Linked DNA regions of Homo sapiens: region 2 is linked to region 1. Evidence: chromatin loops called from intact Hi-C (ENCODE). Cell type or tissue: CD4-positive, alpha-beta T cell. All regions are shown on one strand. Links, peaks and the distances in the headings refer to the core of each region. The heading gives the core; the rest is flanking DNA. Region 1 has its middle 38 kb from the start of CDHR3. Region 2 overlaps ATXN7L1 (ataxin 7 like 1).

Region 1 (5,383 bases), core at 267-5,266:
CAGGGCCTTCTGGATGGAGCACTGTGAAATTAGCATACACTTCAAACCCTCTTCCCTAAAAGATCATGCACTACTGTGCTGTACATGGTAGACCTATCTCATAGTGTAGGCTTCAGCAAATACTCTTTGACAAATAATTGGTTCTGTGCTGATGATAAGCCTAATAGGTGAAAGATGGTCTTTCCCTTAAAAAATTGAGATATATGATACCAGTCTCATAAACTCTAATTCACAAGCCCTGGCATTATGAGAGGCACTTAAAGTATGAATGGTGTTAAGATTATCCTTTAATTTTGCAGTAGGCAAATGACCTCCCAAAGATATTCACTTCCTAATCCCCGGAATTTGGGAATACATTACCTTACATGACAAAGGGGATTTGCAGATGTGAATAAGTGAAGGATTTTGAGATGGGGAGACTATCCTGGATAATCCCAGTGGGACTCATGTAATCACACAAGTTCTTAAAAGTGGAGAACTTTTCCCTGCTGTGGTCACAGAGAAAAACGCAACCAATGTAAGAACGGTCAGAGAGATTCAACATTGTTGGCTTTGAAGATAGAGGAAGAGACCACAAGCCGAAGAATGCAGGCAGGCTCTAGAAGCTGGGAAAGAGAAGGAAACGTATTCTCTGCAGAGCTACCAAAATGCATACATCCCTGTCTACACCTTGATTTTAACCTGGTGAGACCTGTATTGGGCTTCTGACCTATAGAACTCTAAGATAATAACTATATGTTGTTGAACATGCTAAGTTTGTGGGAATTGTAACAGTAGCAATGGGAAATGAATACACCTTTTATACAGTGGAGGATGACTAAATAATTTATTTTGAAAATACAACTGTCACAAGGATGAAATATTCATGATCACAAATTGGTGCATTCTTAACTGTGGATAATTATGTATGAAGCCAAATTGTAATAAAACTGTTATTTGCCAAACATAGAAACCTTGCTTCGTGACTAGGCTGAGCCCAGAGTGTTATTCTCTTCTTCTGCCTGTTATGTATCTGGGCAATTGTAGGGCCTTTGCAGGTGAATCCAGTAGAGAACATGCTAAGAATGAGCAGCAGTCATGCATGACTGTATCATTGAAAGCCTTCTAGCCATTTTACAGCTTCACCTCCGTGGTTTTATTTTTTCAGAGGGGACTGAAGGAGATGAATGGATAATAAACTATGGCTAAAAACTTGGTCTGGATGAACTCTTTGATGCGGGGCATCAGGGGGGTGGGGGTGATGGGTGCGTACCATGGGATCAGTAGCCCTGCACCAGCTCAGAGGTATAATTGTGAGGCTGGTGGAAATGCTCATCGGGGAGAAGGAAATCAGGATCACAGCTTCTGAGGACTGAACATGCTCTCAAATATAGAATCATTAATGGCCTTGGCATTCATGGTGTTAGCCTTGACTCAAATGAGAATGCCTCGACCCTTCCCAGGTTCTCCGAGGCCCCTAAGTAGACTGTCACTGGGACTTGGGGACATGGAGCTCAGTTAATGGCCTCTTATTTTTACTATGCCATAGCATCCACCTGATTTCTGGAAGGCATTGCTTCACTTTCATAGACAGAAGATGTAACGACTGCCACGAAGATCCCTGGAGCTCTGCCTGGCGATTCTCACTCCCACTGGGTAGCTGACAAATTTTCCCTGAGAAGACATGGTTTCCTCCAGCAGCAGCAGAAGGAGTCATGGGTTTTTCTGTTTCATGGCTCAAACTGTTGTGACTCGGAATTATACTAGGACAGGGCCCTGACTTATTCTTCTGGGCTGGGCTGAGTAAGGCCTGGCTGAGTGTAGCTGGGTACACAGGTAGGGGTGGAATCAAAGCTGGAGGTACCCATAATGCTGGTTAGGAGGATAACTAGCTAGAATAAGGTTGGCAAGAACTGGGTGAGCAGGGATAGGAATTAAGACTGAGGACTGGGCTGAGGGTAGGTCAGGGGTTCTGGCAGCAACACAGCTGGAATGAATGGAGAAGCACACAAACAAAACCAAGCTAAGAAGAGCCTAGATCAAGCTTGTCCAACCCATGGCCCACAGGCTCCATGTGGCCCAGGATGGCTTTGAATGTGGCCCAGCACAAATTTGTAAACTTTCTTAAAACATTATGAGATTTTTTGGTGATTTTTTTAGCTCATAACTATTGTTATCATCTCCAGAAGGTGTTCAATTTACCTTGTCTAGATCCATTAGAGGAATCACTGTCTATGACAGCTGTAGCTTTATGAAATGTATTATATTTCTTAAATAGTAAAACTTGAAAGTTGAAATTATATATTGATCCATGGGCTGCAGAATGAATGTTGTGTTAGCAAGTATGAAAACATCATTAATCTCCTTACACATCTCCATCAGAGCTCTTACGTAACCAGTGCATTGTCAATGAACAGTAATATTTTGAAAGGAATCTTTTTTTCTGAGTAGGTCTCAACAGTGGACTTAAAATATTCAGTAAAACCATGCTGTAAAAAGGTGTGCTGTCATCTAGGCTTTGTTATTCCATTTATAGAGCACAAAGCAGATTTAGCCTAATTCTGAAGATCCCTAGGATTTTTTAAATAGTGAATGAACATTGGCGTCAACTTAAAGTCACCAGTTGCCTTAGCCTATAACAAGAGAGTCAGTCTGTTCTTTGAAGTCTGAAGCCAGGTATTGACTTCTCCTTTCTAGCTATACAAGTTCTAGGTGGCATCTAGATGGCATCTTCTCCCAATAGAAAGCTGTTTTGTCTAAGTTGAAAATCTGTTGTTTAATGTAACCACCTTCATCAATGATCTTAGCTAGATATTCTGGATCTTGCACTTTTATGTGCACAAAGATGTCTTTTATGTTAACTAGATGACTTCTTTCCTTAAACCTCATGAACCACCCTCTGGTGGCTTTAAACTTCTCTTCTGCAGCTTCCTCACCTCTCTCAGTCTTCATTGTACTGAAGAGACTTGCTCTGAATTAGGCTTTGGGCTTAAGAGAATGTCGTGGCTTGTTTGATCTATTTAGACCACTAAAACTTTCTTCATGTCAACAACAAGGCTGTTTCACTTTCTTATGATTTGTGTGGTTACTGGAGTAGCAATTTTAATTTCCTTTAAGAACTTTTCTTTTGCATTTACAACTTGGTTAACAGGAGCAAGAGGCCCTGCTTTTGGCCTGTTTCAGCTTTGGGCATGCCTTCCTCAACTAAGCTTAGTCATTTCTAGCTTTTGATTGAAAGTGAGAGATGTGTGATTCTTCCTTCCACTTGAACAGTTAGAGGCCATTATAGGGTTATTAATTGGCCTAATTTCAATATTTTTGTGTCTCAGGGCATGGGGAGGCCTGAGGAGAGGAAAGAGATGGGAAAATGGCTGGTTTCTGGAGCAGGAAGCACACACATATATTTATTTATTAGGTTTGACACTTTATATGGGTGCAGTTTGTGTCACCCCCAAACAATTACAATAGTAACATCAAAGACCACTGATCACAGATCACCATAGCAGATATAATATTGAAATATTGCAAGAATTACAAAAATGTGAGCCAGAGACATGAAGTGAGCACATGCTGTTGGAAAAATTGCACTGATAGGTCTTGCTCAACACAAGGTTGCCACAAACCTTCATTAAAGAAAAAATGCAATATCTGCAAAGGGAAATAAAGTGAAGTGCAATAAAACAAGGTGTATCTGTAGTTGTGCTGCTGCAAAAATTATCTGTGCTCTGTCTATTCATCCTTTCCCCCTCCCAATCCCTGGCAACCACTGATCTTTTTCCTGTCTCCATCGTTTTGCCTTTTCCAGAATGTCATACAGTTGGGATAATAAAGACAGTACGTAGCCTTTCAGATTGGCTTCTTTCACTTAGTAGTACACATTTAAGCTTCTTTCATGTCTTTTCATGTCTTTTCATGGCTTGGCAACTCATTTCTTTCTAGTACTGAATGATACTCTATTGTCCGGATGTATCGCAGTTTTTAAAATCCGCTTACCAACTCTTAACTTTTAATCCAGTGATTTTCAAACTGGGGCCTTTGGAGATCTGGGCTGAATGTGTATTCTTGAGGACTCAAGAGTTTTAGAATTTGAGAGATAACTAGCCAAGCATATAGTATGTGCTCAATAAGTATAATCATTAGTGACAGAATTACGACTATTGTAAAAGAAGCTACAAGTGTTGTGAAGCAGGGCTGGGTGGGGCATGTGTTCACAAGCGTTATCCCAGAGAGGAGAGGCATGTCAACGGGATTTGTAGTCAATGCTGTTTATTTGCAGCTGGAGAGGGTTTGAACTTCCTGGACAGCTGCCTGGGGCTGCCCAGGCTTCAAGGGCCACATTCCTGGGGCAGATGCTGGACACTGCTGTGGCCTGACAGTTTCTGACAGCCCCATTTTAAAAACCTGGAACATTTTCTTACCTTGAGTTTTCTGGCACTGTTCCCTTGCTCAGTGATTTTCAGAGATTACGGTGTGATTCCTCAATTACCTCTGAAAGGTCTTCCTGTTCCCTGGGCTGTAATTCATGGGGCCTGGAGACCTGAACTCATTTGGGCTGCTCGGGGCTCCCTAAATCTCTGTCCATCCATCTTTAGCTTCTGTTCTCTCTTAACCATCTGTGTTCTGCTCCACTAATATTGGAGATTTTGCTTCCAGATGGCAAGGCTAGAGTAAAATTGCAGCTGGGCAGTGTCATCATCTGTTCCACCATCTACCCCAGGCCATCACCTTCCTTTGTTCATCTTCTTACCTGAAACACAATTTTACAAGGTCCATGTTTTGCTATCTGAGCACTGCACAGGCCTGAGGTCAGAGCTGTGACCATGACCCAGCCTCTCCTGTACTGTCCTTTGTCTGTGCTCCCCTCTACCTGCATAGTGAAATGCTCCCTGCACTGACACACAGCTCAGGAGTTTAAGTACCTCCTCCCTTGTGTTCATCTGGATTATGCCTTACTGTATTTCCAGAATTTCATTTTTTTAGAGCCCTCTGCTTCTTAAGTCATATTTTGTTTTAGGGACGGGGTTCTCAACCCTGGCTGCACATTAAAATGGAGAAATCAAACCTCTAGGGTATGGTTTTCCAGTTAATCATAAAAAAATCTCTCATGTTTATGTTCTCCATATAATCATAAAAGAAAAAAGTATTAAAATGAGCTTCATCAAAATTAAACATTCCTGTTCATCAAAAGCTACTGTTAAGAAAAAGAAACAAATCACAGACTGGCAGAAAATATTTGCTACACATATATCTGACAAAGGACTTATAACCAGTATAGATTAGCAATTGCTACAATTGAGTAATAAAAAGAAGAAATTGATCAAAAAGCTTGAACAGGCACTTCACAAAGGAAAATTTGTAAATGATCAGTAAATACATAAAAAGGCATTTAACATCAGTAGTCATA
Region 2 (5,383 bases), core at 60-5,059, 230 kb before region 1:
AGCACAACCTCAGCCAGGCACGGTGGCTCACACCTGTAATCCCAGCACTTTGGAAGGCTGAGGCGGTGGATTGCCTGAGGTCAGGAGTTCGAAACCAGCCCAGCCAACATGCTGAAACCTGTCTCTCCAAAAAATACAAAAATTAGTTGGGCGTGGTGGCCGGTGCCTGTAGTCCCAGCTACTCAGGAGGCTGAGGCAGGAGAATTGCTTGAATCTGGGAGGCGGAGGTTGCAGTGAGCCGAGATCACACCATTGCATCTCTACTAAAAATACAAAAATTAGCCGGGCGTGGTGGCCGGTGCCTGTAGTCCCAGCTACTCGGGAGGCTGAGGCAGGAGAATTGCTTGAATCCAGGAGGCAGAGGTTGCAGTGAGCCGAGATCACACCACTGCGCTCCAGCCTGGGTGACAGAGCAAGACTCCGTCTCAAAATAAATAAACATTAAATAAAATAAAAGCACAACATCGCCCTCAATTTTCTCAACATTCCCTGTCTTCATGGCTTTTCTAGTGTTTCATAGTGAATGTGCCTAACACAGAAGGGTTCCTTTCCACAGTGTGGGGGGAGCTTCGGACATCTGCACTCCAGAGCTACTATTTCAATGGAAAACAATCGTCTTGATCCAGTTTGCACCCCATCCTTTGATTTGATCAGTTCACCTAAATGCCAACCCCTGGTTCCTTACCAAATACTAGTCTAAGTTGCAGCGAAGTGGAATGTCCCAGCAGGCCTGACAGCTGTACATTATGAAGCTTGTATATCCACGGTGCACCACTGCACATGTAGAGGGGATCTAGCTTAGCACATGGTTTGGGGGATCGCTTCTCTAAAAGGTGTTTCAAAGTTAGGCCTTTGCTGAGTTCTTTGCAACAGAGGTCACTGAAAATATTGGACCAAATGTAGGTTTCCACTGTCATGTTCCTTTGCCCATGCCAAATGGACACACGCACAGCTTAATCTGGCCTGATACTACTTTTATGTGATACAGGCTGAGCAGGTTCACTGCAGGCGTTGGGCATTTGCTCTGAGGGACAGGGTGGTGGGTTACTGCAGATGGCCAGGAGGTTTGCAGGTAGGGATGAATAGAGGTGTTTGTCAGGAAGTGAAGGCTTGGGGGGCCAAGATCAAAGATATTGAATGTAGAATGCAGAGGGGAGCCTGTCAGGAGCTGATGGTTAGGAAGTTACAGAACGTTCTGCCACGCCCTTATAAATCTGCCTGTCACACTTCTTTCTCCCTGAAAGTACAACACAAGAAAACATACACCCGAAGGTCAGGGAAGTTGGGTGTCAAGGTGGACTTCACGTTGACTGTTATGAAGGTCATGAAGACTAATGAAATCTATGTGCTCCTGTTGACTGGAAATGCTCTGCAGCTTGGCGGGAGGTATATGTAGTGCTTCCCACTGCTAGTGAATACTCACTCTCAAGGGGGTTTCTTCAGGTGGTTTTGGTAACCAGAGGACATTTGCATCCATGCTGCCTGAAAGAATATGGGTGCTAGGTGAATCAGAACAGTCTTGGCACGGAAACTCGTTTGCTTGCAAGACATAAAGTGAGGAGAATATTTCCACGTAACATGTGACTTCTTTGATCATAGAGCCCCACCCATCCACCCCCACTTTTTTTAAGCCAAAAAAGAAGGACCCATGATTTGACAAGCATTGGCATAATAAGGAAAGATAGGGTAGGCTATTTAAAATCAGAACTTCTGAAAGTCCATGAGGCCTAGCCACTGAACTTGTAATATCACATTAAAATGCGCTAATGGAGAGATGTGGAATATTAGCAGGAATCTGTTGTAATTAGTACTGGCATGCTTAACCAAAGCAGTTCCACCACAAACCAGACAAACGCTGTTTTGCTAATGCAGACAGAGAAGGGAGTTTGGAAAATGCTGGAGAGCTCAGTACATCCACCCCACGGAGGATGAAGCTGGGTAATGGGGGACCTGCCCCGAAAATCACGTAGGTTCTTTTCTATTTTCCTAAGTGTCGGCCAGCTTGAGAAATAAAAGGACAGAGTACAAAAGAGAGAAATTTTAAAGCTGGGCGTCCGGGGGAGACATCACACGTTGGTAGGATCCGTGATGCCCCACACGCCACAAAAACCAGCAAGTTTTTATTAGGGATTTTCAAAAGGGGAGGGACTGTGCGAATAGGTGTGGGTGACAGACATCAAGTACTTAACAGGGTAATAGAATATCACAAGACAAGTGGAGGCAGGGCGAGATCACAGGACCACAGGACCGAGGCAAAATTAAAATTGCTAATGAAGTTTCGGGCACTATTGTCATTGATAACATCTTATCAGGAGACAGGGTTTTGAGATCAACCGGTCTGACCAAAATTTATTAGGTGGGAATTTCCTCTTCCTAATAAGCCTGGGAGCGCTATGGGAGACTGGAGTCTATCTCACCGCTGCAATCTCGACCATAAGAGACAGGTACGCCCCAGAGGGGCCAGTTCAGAGACCTACCCCCCTAGGTGCACGTTCTCTTTCTCAGGAACGTTCCATGCTGAGAAAAAGAATTCAGCGATATTTCTCCCATTTGCTTTTGAAAGAAGATAAATATGGCTCTGTTCCGCCCGGCTCACCTGCGGTCAGAGTTTAAGGTTATCTCTCTTACTCTCTGAACAATTGCTGTTATCCTGTTCTTTTTTCAAGGTGCCCACATTTCATATTGCTCAAACACACATGCTATACAATTTGTGCAGTTAATGCAATTATTACAGGGTCCTGAGGCGACATACATCCTTCTCGGCTGACAGGATTAAGAGATTAAAGCAAAGACAGGCATAGGAAATCACAAGGGTATTGATTGGGGAAGTGATAAGTGTCCATGAAATCTTCACAACTTACGTTTAGAGATTGCAGTAAAGACAGGCATAAGAAATTACAAAAGTATTAATTTGGGGAAGTAATAAATGTCCATAAAATCTTCACAATCCACGTTCTTCTGTCATGGCTTCAGCCGGTCCCTCTGTTTGGGGTCCCTGACTTCCTGCAACAGCTGGGGCCCTGTGCCCATGCCCTGGATGTTTATACTCCTCCGAGCGAAGGCAGCTGCCTGACTCCATATGTGGAAGAGGAAGCTGGGCAGGGACGAGCACTGTCTTTATACATGGTCTGGACATGTGGAAAGCTGGCCAAGAAGAGGATGGAGCCAACACAGGATGGAGACTGAGCTTTTGGGAGATACAGAGGCAAGGAAAGCATGTTGGTAGCTGTGGGGGCTATTGGTTGCAGGCTTGGCTTCAATGCTTGGGCTCTAGTGCCTGACATTGCCATGCAGACTTCCCAGTCGTGTCCGCACTCAGCTCAACACGCCTCACTTGTGCCCTGTTACCTGGATTCACAGGGACTAAGCCAGTCTTGCCTGATCATACCTGCAACTAGATTTTGGCTTAATCCTTTGTGATGTGGACCCACAAACCAAGACATTGTAACTGATGTCACAATGTCAGTTTTGCATCGATGGGGCTACATATGCTAGATTTTTCTTTTTTAAAAATAAATTTTTTGAGACAGGGTCTTGCTCTGTCACCCAGGCTAGAGTGCTGTGGTGTGACCATTGCTCACTGCAGCCTTGACCTCCTGGGCTCAAGTGATCCTCCCACTTCAGCCTCCTGAGTAGCTGGGACCACAGGCATGCACCACCATGCCTAGCTAATTTTTTATTTTTTGTAGAGATGGAGTTTTGCCATGCCGCTCATGCTCGTCTCCTGGGGTCAAGTGACCTGCCTGCCTCGGCCTCCCAAAGTGCTGAGATTAAAGGCGTGAGCCACCGTGCTTGGCCATACACCAGATTCTGGGGGAGAGTGAGTATCAATGTCAGCCAGCCTTAGCCAGTACTGCATTACAGTTTGAAAGATGACTTTATGATAAAGATCTTAGATGTGGGTTGACTGGAATCCAGACCACTGGACTGAAGTTCCCTGAGGGCAGGTTCTGAGTCTCAGCTATCTTTGCATGCTAGCCAGAGCATAGAAACTTTGCTATGTGTTTTAAATACGTGTTTTGCATGAACAAATGAAGTCTCTCTTAATCTGAATTAAAAAGATATATATATATACCTTACTAGGCATATCTGGAAAGTGAATATCTTTATATTAAATATGCATCAAATTTGGTGTTTCTAAAAAGTTGTTTGTGGTTCAAGTTAGGGAGAAGGCAGAAAGCCTTTCCATTTAAAATTTATAATGCCAAATCTTTAAAAAGATTGTAGCCACAGTGGAACAGGGCTCTTTCCAAAAGATCTTCATTCCACTGTACTTTTTTTTTTTCTTTTTGGGGTGGAACCTTGCTCTGTCACCCAGGTTGGAGCACAGTTGTGCAATCTCGGCTCACTGCTATCTCTGCCTCCCAGGTTCAAGTGATTCTCCTTCCTCAGCCTCCCAACTAGCTGGGATTACAGGCATGCACCATCACGCCCAGCTAATTTTGTATTTTTAGTAGAGGCAGGATTTTGCCGTGTTGGCCAGGCTGGTCTCAAACTCCTGACCTCAGGTGATCTGCCTGCCTCAGCCTCCCAAAGTGCTGGAATTACAGGCATGAGCCATCATGCTCGGCCATTCCACTGTATTTTGATTTCTTAAGTGGTATACTTTGAATGTTACTTGATCCTTTTTTGATAACTCAAAGTCACTGTTACAAGCATTAATTGCTATAAAATTATGACTTTAGAGCCTACGACTGCAGCTGTCAAACTTTTTGACCCTAATTTACCTTAAGAAATGAATTTTACAGTGCAACCTAGTATTGCAGATATGTAGATGAGACACAAGTTCCCAAAGATAATACTTATCTTCACTACCTAAAAAGCACTGTGATCTCTTGTCTTCTGTTGTTTAAAATGTTGGTCAGGATTCACTAAACCATGATGATTGCCCCATCATCATGGGTGGTGCCTATGGTTTGCAAACACTGAGAAAGAATGCAAGGACTTTCAGCTTCCCCGCTTTCTGGCTTTTACCTGTATTTTCCTGCAGTCTGGTGTCACTTCTTTTTATGTGAAGGCCTGCCCCCACAATCCTCCTTAGAGTTCTAATTTCCTGAACTTGGAAATCAGACCATCAAGTTTGCTGGTATTATGTATAAACTGAGAGTAAACTGTTTCTCAATGACAGCCTGAAGGTGCCCTGGACCATGGCGTGGAGCTGAGGAGCAGCGACTCAGAGCCCCTCCGAGCCGCTCTGAGCTCCTGGCTGGGTTCCCATGCAGCTTCACTCAATGGCAGAGCTCATGATACTGAGATATTATGGAATGCACTACCTGTAAACACCTGCATGTGCACACGATGTTTTCTTTTGTGAAAGGAATATTCCAATGACTGGGGCTGGTGGTGCTAGAAAATGACAAGGGGGGCTGGGCGCGGTGGCTCA

The links. A loop is a pair of places that touch in the nucleus more often than their neighbours do. Peaks named below come from ENCODE experiments on the same cell type or tissue, not always from the same donor. Only the 100,000 strongest peaks of a DNase experiment are listed, where the experiment ranks them.
Region 2: a loop joins it to region 1, with 3 times the contacts of the local background. A loop is called at or near these places in 1 of 110 quality-filtered maps.

What each region holds. Positions count from the first base shown.
Region 1 is chr7:105,922,095-105,927,477 of GRCh38, forward strand. No RefSeq gene overlaps it. Among named protein-coding and RNA genes, the nearest start is that of CDHR3, 38 kb to the right of the region's middle. In CD4-positive, alpha-beta T cell, for the core only: no CTCF peak of the experiment used is centred there; a DNase peak (open chromatin) is centred at 2,917.
Region 2 is chr7:105,694,860-105,700,242 of GRCh38, forward strand. The region is part of intron 3 of ATXN7L1 (ataxin 7 like 1); the gene reads right to left. Among named protein-coding and RNA genes, the nearest start is that of EFCAB10, 120 kb to the left of the region's middle. RefSeq lists enhancers at 449-1,212, 1,977-2,738 and a silencer at 2,063-2,357. In CD4-positive, alpha-beta T cell, for the core only: no CTCF peak of the experiment used is centred there; no DNase peak of the experiment used is centred there.